Linked DNA regions of Homo sapiens: region 2 is linked to region 1. A link is an interaction called in ENCODE POLR2A ChIA-PET data of the cell type or tissue named here. Cell type or tissue: GM12878. All regions are shown on one strand. Each heading gives the region's core, and the rest is flanking DNA. Links, peaks and the distances in the headings are about the cores only.

Region 1 (4,410 bases), core at 112-4,111:
TATGCTGTATTTATACTCTACTTTCTCTTTTCCTGTCTGTGGAGAACAGGATCTTGCTCTGTTGCCCCGTCAGGTCTTGAACTCCTGAGCTCAAGCTATCCTCCTGCCTCTGCCTCCCTAAGTGCTGGGATTACAGGCATGAACCACTGTGCCTGTCTATACTCTACTTTGGACCTTTTAAACTGTGATATATAACAAAGTGCATAGAATACAAATGCATGGTTCAATGAACTTTGCTTGTTAAGTTAACATCTGTGAAACTGATATACAGGTTACATTATATATTACACACATATATTAGAAGATGTATTATATAATATATAAGCATATATAATACATTATATATAAGCATATATAATGCATTATATATAAGTATATATAATATATAAGTATATATTTTATATATAATATATATAAAATGTTACATTAATTTTATCACATGTAAGTTAAATTTCAATAGGAATTTTTTTTGTTGTTGCTTTTGTTTTTGTTTTTGTTTCTGAAACAGAGTCTCTGTTGCCCAGGCTGGAGGGCAGTGGCTCAATCTCAGCTCACTGCAACATCCTCCTCCCAGGTTCCAGCGATTTTTGTACCTCATCTTCCTGGGTAGCTGGGATTACAGGTGTGTACCACCATGCCCAGTTAATTTTTGTATTTTTAGTAGAGACGGGCTTTCGCCATGTTGGCCAGGCTAGTCTTGAACTCCTGGGCTCAAGTGATCAACCCACGTCGGCTTCCCAAAGTGCTGGCATTACAGGAGTGAGCCACCATGCCTGGCCAATAGGAATGATTTTTAAAGGAAACAACAAAAAAAAGAAATGATATATTGTAAACACCTCCGAAAGCCCCCACCCATAGCCCCTTTCCAATCACAACCTGTATATAATCCTCCCTAAAGAAACCATTATTCTGACATTTATGGTATTCACTTTTCTTACTTTTCTTTATGTATTTACCTCCTAAGTAATCATCCCTAAAACAAATAGCTTAACTCTGCCTCCCTTTGAACTTCACATAAATAGATTCATACTATATATATTCCTTTGTGTGGGACCTTTTCCACTCAACATTGTTTTTAAGCCTCATCCACATTATTGCCTGTAGCTATATTTTGTTGATTTTCACTTAACGTACAGTATGCTAGTGAATGAATCTTCCACAATTTTCTTACCGTTGAGGGATACTTGTTTCTGGTTTCAGGTTTTTATGAGTAATACTGCTATGAACATTGATGTACATATTTTTCGATGTACATGTGCACTTATTTCTGGTGTGTGCATATAAGGGTAGGATGTTGATAATCTATCTGGTGGTATGTGTAACTTCACCTTTACTAGGTAATGTAAAACTGTTTTCTGAAAACTGATTGTACCAATTTATGTTCTGACAGCAGTGTATGAGACACTTGGTACTATCAGATTTCAATTTTAGCTGATCTCATGAAAAGTAGAATCTCATTATAATTTTAATATGCATTTTTAAATGCATAAAAAACATATCCATGGTTTTTTGGTGGGGGTGGGGGTACACTTTCTTTCCTAGTATTAATTCTTCCTGAACATGTCTCTGATGATTTCCTTCCTACCTGCCAGCATGTATTCATTATCTATTTCTACATGACAAATTATAGCAAAACTTAGTGGCTTAGCACAATAAACATTATCTCACACCCCCATGCGTGTAGGTCAGGAATCGGGCAGTGCCTTAGCTGGTTGGTTCTGGCTCAGGGTCTCTCATGAGGTTGCAGTTAAGATGTCTTCCAGGGCTGCATTCACCTGAAGGCTTATCTGGGGCCCAGGGATTCTCTTCTAAGGTAGCTCATGTACGTGTCTTGCAAATTATGGCTGATTGTTGGCAGGAGGACTCAATTTCTGTTCACATGGGAATCTCATAGGGCTACTCGAGCGTCTTCATGACATGGCAGCTGACTTCTCCCTAAATGAGTCATCCAAGAGAAAGATCAAAAAGTAAACCACAATGCCTCTTATGATCTGGCCTTAGAAGCCACTTCAGCCATATACTGTTCACTAGAAAAGAGGTGCCAACTACTGTACAGCTCACACACAAGGAAAGGGGAATTAGGCTCCATTTTTTTTAAAAGACAGAATACCAAAGAATTTATGAATATGTTTCAAAACCACCAGACAAAAAATTCAAAATCTCCTGATTTTCATCATTTGGCAAGCACTAAAATAATTATTAATTCAAGCATTAATAAAGTAATTTTAATCCAATAATTTTTAAATTAGTGGGTGAAAGTTTTGATGAGAAACAGGAAATGTGCATAGTCTCAAAGTATCTTCTCAAAAAATATGTATTAGTTGCAAAAGGAATCACAATAACTTTATAGTGTAAAACTTTATAGTGTAAAACCTGGGCAAAAAAATTTTGACCAAGTTATCAAAATTAACATTACCAGTAATGAGACATAACAATACCATATGATTTTCAATACAATGGACTGAGAACACATAACATCATTTCTATGGTATTCATGCCAAAAATGCATAACTAAATTTAATCATGAGGAATATTAGATAAACTAAACCCAGGTTGATGAACATTCTACAAAATAACTGGATAGTAGTCTTCATTAGCGTGAAGGTCATGAAAAACAAAGAAGAGTTGAGATATTGATTAAAGGAGACTAACAAGACATGACAACTAAAAGCAAGGTATGATCCTGGACCAGAAAATGTACACTAATCAGACAACAAGGAACATCTGTATAAAGTCAGTTGATTAATTAAAAGCGTATCAATCTTAATGTCCTGATTTTATTTATTTATTTAGAGACAGAGTCTCACTTTGTCACCCAGGGTGGAGTGCAGTGGCCTGATGACGGCTCACAGCAAACTCGATCTCCCAGGCTCAAGTGATCCTCCCACCTCAACCCCCTCCTCCAGTAGCTGAGACTACAGGCACACACCACCATGCTCAACTAACTTTTTAATTTTTTGTAGAGATGGGGTCTTCCTATGTTGCTTGGGCTGATCTCTTAACTCCTGGCCTCAAGTGTTCCTCCCACTTTGGCCTCCTAACGTGCTGAGATTACAGGTGTGAGCCACCGGGCCCAGTCAATGTCTTGATTTTAAAAATTATACTGTGGTTATATAGCATGTTAACATTTGAGGAAGCTGGGTAAAGAGTATATAAGAATTTCTTGCATTATTCCTGAAATTTTTTCATAAATCTGAAATCATTTCAAAGTGAAAACCAAAAAAAATTATTATGTCTGAATATGTAATAATATATAATAAATATGTCTTGGCCGAGTGCAGTGGTTCCTGCCTGTAATCCGAGCACTTTGGGAGACCGAGGCAGGCAGATCACCTGAGGTCAGAGTTCAAGACCAGCCTGGCCAACATGGCAAAACCCATCTCTACTAAAAATGCAAAACTTAGCCAGGCATGGTGGCGCACACCTGTAATCCCAGCTACTTGGGAGGCTGAGGCATGAGAATTGCTGAACCCAGGAGGTGGAGGTTGTAGTGAGATTGCACCACTGCACTGCAGCCTGGATGACAGAGTGAGACTCTGTCTCAAAAAATATATATACATGATCAGTGAAAAATATGAGTGATACAATCACATCAGAAGCTCACTAGTCTCTAACGTGGGTAGCTACTGTAAAGAACTACCGTAGTTTTCTATACGGCCTCCATCTTTCCTTGTCTCTAATTCTACCATGCCCTCCTTGTGATCCAACACCAGCTGTCTGTCTAAAACATATATCTGATTCTGTCAATCTCCTCATTAAAATCTGTCAATGGCTTCTCATATCTTAGGATAAATTGATCTTCCCTAGCAGGGAATCCTCATATGAATCCTTAGCCATAACTACATGGAATTGAACACATTCCCTAAGGCACACCATGGGTCTCCCACCTCTGGGTCTTTGCATATTTTATTCTGTCTTTTTTGCCTGGAAAAGTCCTGATTTTTCTTAGAGACTAATCGCTAATGTCTATTTGTGAAGCTTTTCTGTACCCCTTCTCTCTCCAAATAGAGTGCGTTATTATATATCTGTTGTCTCCTACAGCACTTGTAGGGATTTCCCTCGCAGCGTTTGTTGTACTGTGTTGTAAGTAGGTACTTATACACCTGGGTCTTGTTTTGGTTTGTTTGGTTTTGATTTTTTTTTCCCTGAGTACTGTTAGGTTCTAGAAGGCAAATTCTTAAGCTATATTCATTCCCAGTACCTGGCACAGGAACAGACAAATGGTAGGTCTATTAGTTGTTTGTTGCTATGTTAACAAAATACCCCAAATATTAGCAGCTTAAAGCAACCAACATTAACTGTGTCATACAGTTTCTGAGAGTCAGGAATCTAGGAGCAGCTTTGATGAGTGGGTTCTCAGGGTCTTTCACAAGGCTCAATTCAAGGTGCCAGCCAAGGCTGCATCATCCA
Region 2 (4,410 bases), core at 107-4,106, 80 kb after region 1:
CTTTTGCATCCTGGTCTCTTTTTGTATTTATAAACCTCTCATAAACCCTTTCTGTAAAATAGGGAATCTTAAAATGTGAAGCAGAAAAATCAGATGATTGCCATCACTTGAAGCATATATAAGCAGCACTAAAAAGTCTGTGGAGACATTGAACTGGGTACATCCTCTAGATATTTCTGTATTTTCATAGCTGCTATAATCAAGAATGTGGTTTCCAGTTCATGGCCGTAAGTCACTGGTTTTAGTACATAGTCATAAAGTTCTTTTTCAAAAATGGATAAGGAGACATTGCTTAATAACTTAGAGATCACAAGGACGTTTCTCTACTTATTGATTCTAGTGATGATACAAGGACTTCATGGGAAACCTTTATATGTGACCTGATCCTCAATGTAAAAAGAGTGAAATAAATGTGAATGACTTCAGACTCCTGGATCTAGTTTACATATAACTTGCACTTATTCATGAGTCATGCTTAAAGGCATGGTAGTTTGAATTGTCTTTTTTATCTGACCAAAAGCATTTAGGATTTTTAATTCACCCTTTAGACTTAATTTTGATTCAGTAGAGAGTGAGATTAGTCAGCTGAGAGAACACATAGATACTTATGAGGCATGATTATACAATCAAGCTTTTCACCAGATTTACAAATGGTTTCTCCTTAAATCCATGATTCTAATGTAAAAAAGTCTCTGTCAAGGTTTTTATCTTAAGATCATTAAGTTTTTAACATCCACTTTATTATCCATGAAGTCTTCTATGATTTAGTCATCACCATGATCAGTATATGGAGTTACCAAGTTTCACTGGCCATGGCAGCAGTAACCTGGAAATTCATAGAGCCTAGCCCTTTTCTGTTACTCAAACTTGAACCCGTTTTTCTATTTACATCAGTTGCCTATATTACATAGAAACTGGCGCACTTTCCTTCTTTCTCAGTAGGTAACAACCAGATGCAAGGAACATCAAAAACCTACCTTTATTGGGGAGAAAAAAATTCTCGAGGTCTGCCCATATTTTACTGTGTTCCAGCGATACCCTTAATTAGTTTCTAATAGTTTAAATAGTTGGTTAATTTCTTAGATCTTTGTCCTGGCATGATGAGCTCAATATAACATCTGTTTATACCAAACTTATAAAATATAATTAGATAATATATTGTAAGTTGTATTCTGTCTTTTTCTTCAAGTAATATGTTTACTATCAATTATATGCAGAGTAGTGTTGTAATAAGTAGACCCTGGAGATGGACAGTTTCTGCTTTTAAGGTTTAATTCAAGAGAAAGGAACATTTGATAAAGACAAAAAAATTATGGACGAATCAGAGAAGTGGAGCCTGTTGGCAAGAAAGGAAGAAGGCTAAGGAAAATGTAGGTGGAGCATTCCATCTCAAGTGACAGTCTTATCTCTGGAATCTAAATCGATTTAACAAATTTCAGGTCATGATGTAAGTGTAGAATTCATCATAAAAGATTTCACACAAACTATTGTAAAATTCTGTCATTCACCATGTCTAAATTATTAGAATTATTACCTAAAAGAATTCAAGGACATGAATCTAGACTGAAATGATAAAAACTTAGATGTTAAACTTTTTGTCTCTGAAAATGTGCCTACTTGAGTGCAGTTTTGCTTGAGTGAAAAAAACCTAATGACCCTTTAGATTTTATAGTAGTGCTATTTTTTACTTTATGTCAGAATCCCTTTGAATAAGGTAATTCTAAAGCAGTGATTCTCAGCTAGGGTAATAATTTGTTTAAAAGCAAACAACACGTTATACCACTTTTCTTATTTGCTTTTAGTAATATTTATTGTTGAATTTTCATATAACACTACTAAAGGAAGACCTGGGATATTTTTAAATACTCTTTTTGGAAATTTTTATTTGAATTAAATTAGTTATATTTCAGTGGGCTTTGGAAAAATTTCCCACAGTAAGTTAAGATTATTTTACTCTAAATAATGAAACATCGAGATCCCAAAGAAGATCCGTAAGAATGTTATTAATGTCCAGTCCACGGGAATCCTGTGTTTAATATGCCTTGTACAGGAGAATCGCTTGAACCCAGGAGGCGGAGGTTGCACTGAGCAGAGATCGCGCCATTGCACTCCAGCCTGGGTGACAAGAGCAAGACTCTGTCTCAAAAATAATAATAATAATAATAATAATAATAATAATAATAATAATAAGCCTTGTAAATGTAAATCTCAAGTCAAACAATTTTTATTAACATATACTTTGTGGCTGCATTAAATCTTTAACATTTAATTGAATACAAAAAATCAATTAAGGAATAACTAGGATTTTATTTTGGGTGAAACATAAATATAAAACCTGTTTCTTAATACTAATCATAATTGATTTTTATTCATGTTTCACTGCCTTGGGAGATTAACTCTTATTTAATTTTCCCAAGATACACTGGGAAAGTAGACCTTATAAAGTGTCAAAGTCCAAATTGATCCAAATGATAAAAGGAACTAATTGGGTTGTTGTGTGTACTGTTGTAAACAGTCTCACATAATCCTTATAGCCGTCCTTTAAGATATGTACAACTGTATCCCATTTTATAGTTGAGGAAACTAGTTTCAGTATGTTAACTTGCTAGGATCACCCCACTAGTAAGTGGTTGGAGTTTGGATTAAAAGTCAGCTAGCCTCACGCCTGTAATTCCAGCACTTTGGGAGGCCGAGACAGGTGGATGACAAGGTCAGGAGTTCGAGACCAGCCTGGCCAACACAGTGAAACCCCATTTCTACTAAAAATACAAAAAGTAGCTGGGCATGGTGGTGCACACCTGTAGTCCCAGCTACTCGGGAGGCTGAGGCAGGAGAATCGCTTGAACCTGGGAGGTGGAGGTTGTGGTGAGCTGAGATTGTGCCACTGCACTCCAGCCTGGGCAACAGATCGAGACTCCATCTCAAAAAAAAAAAAAAAAAAAAATCAGCTAGTCTAATTCTAAAGTCTATGCTTTTAAGCCATTTTATTATTCTGTGTGAATTCAACTTTTTGCTTAGACAACTGCTGAGTGAGAAACTGTCTTACCCCTCAGAATGTCTGACCCCAGAATGAAGTGGAGAAGAAAAAATACTTTAGACAAGAGATAATAAACTGAAACGTAGACAACTTTAATTCTTCAGGGCCTGTATTTAGAGTGTTGCCTTTATATTTGTTGAAAGTGAAAAATGTAATCCTTGGCTGGGTACGGTGGCACACGCCTATAATCCCAACATTTTGGGAGGCCAAGGCAGGAGGATCACTTGAGCCCAGGAGTTTGAAACCAGCATGGGCAACAGAGTGAGATCTGTCTTTACAAACAAGTCAAAACATTTTTAAAAAGAAAGATGTAATTCTTTGCTCAAACCCAAGCCACTATAATTTTAAAAAACATTCCAAATGGAAAACATTCATTGATTTATTAAAAATAAAGACTAGGCTTTCCCCCCACCCCCAATATGATATATTCTGTTCATTTCATTAAGGAATGATGGCCATGCTTGTGCTCTCCCTTTAGTCTAAATCAGAATCAAGCAACTGTCTCTTTAAAAACCCCATGATATTCTTCTGAGTTTAGCCCTATTTTGAAACGGTCCCTTGACAACCTTTATTTATTACTGTACTTGGACTTTAGGAGACAGATTAGGAAGGAGACTTGGTAGCAAAGAAAAATTAGTTAATAACTTTGGAGCAAATTCTAGTCACGAAATCCCAGTGACTAGCCTAATATAATTTTACTTTGTCAAATATATTGTTCATAGAATTATGCTTTTTCTAGAAAGCTATTTTAACTAACATTTCTGCACTTTCAAGAAATAGGCATAAAGAAAAGAAATAGGCAAAATGAAAAGATGAGCAAAAATTATGTGCTTTTCACTGGTATTTGGCTTTTGGTATATACATATACCAAAGGGGATAGTCTCATTTTTACTTTAGTCAGGCCTCACTGTAGAAATGGGATTGAGAAGATATTTAAACAAGGCGTCTAAACAAGAATGACTTTAATAAAAAGAAATAATATGTTGAATGCTTGAGAAAGAGGAGGCAAATGTGAGGCCATTAGATGAAAAGAATAAGTAGCATTCCTAAGAATAGTTTCTTCCCAAGCCCATCTTTTTCCATGACTCTTTACATGTTAGTGTTCTCCAGTGTTTTGGCCCCACTTGTCTTTTCATTGTTTATGCAAGTTTGTTTTCTCCTATGGTTTGAGTCGCCTACTGCATTCTTACAACTTTCAAATCTAGACTTCTAGGCCAGAGATTACTCTGGAGTTCTCAATACCTATATCCAGCAGCCTTCTCTCTATATTTCTCCAACAGGATTCTACATTTCCATGTCTCCAAATTCAGTAGTCCCAAGTGAAACTTAAATTTCTTTTCTCGTCTTTATTTGCAGTGCTTTATTTGCACCAC

Evidence for each region. Peaks named below come from ENCODE experiments on the same cell type or tissue, not always from the same donor. Only the 100,000 strongest peaks of a DNase experiment are listed, where the experiment ranks them.
Region 2: POLR2A ChIA-PET joins it to region 1 with 5 read pairs; 4 of 35 experiments call an interaction of 5 or more read pairs at or near these places.

Annotation. Positions count from the first base shown.
Region 1 is chr3:150,363,547-150,367,956 of GRCh38, forward strand. No RefSeq gene overlaps it. Among named protein-coding and RNA genes, the nearest start is that of LINC01214, 42 kb to the left of the region's middle. In GM12878, for the core only: no CTCF peak of the experiment used is centred there; a DNase peak (open chromatin) is centred at 1,925.
Region 2 is chr3:150,443,171-150,447,580 of GRCh38, forward strand. The region is part of intron 1 of TSC22D2 (TSC22 domain family member 2); the gene reads left to right. Among named protein-coding and RNA genes, the nearest start is that of TSC22D2, 37 kb to the left of the region's middle. In GM12878, for the core only: no CTCF peak of the experiment used is centred there; no DNase peak of the experiment used is centred there.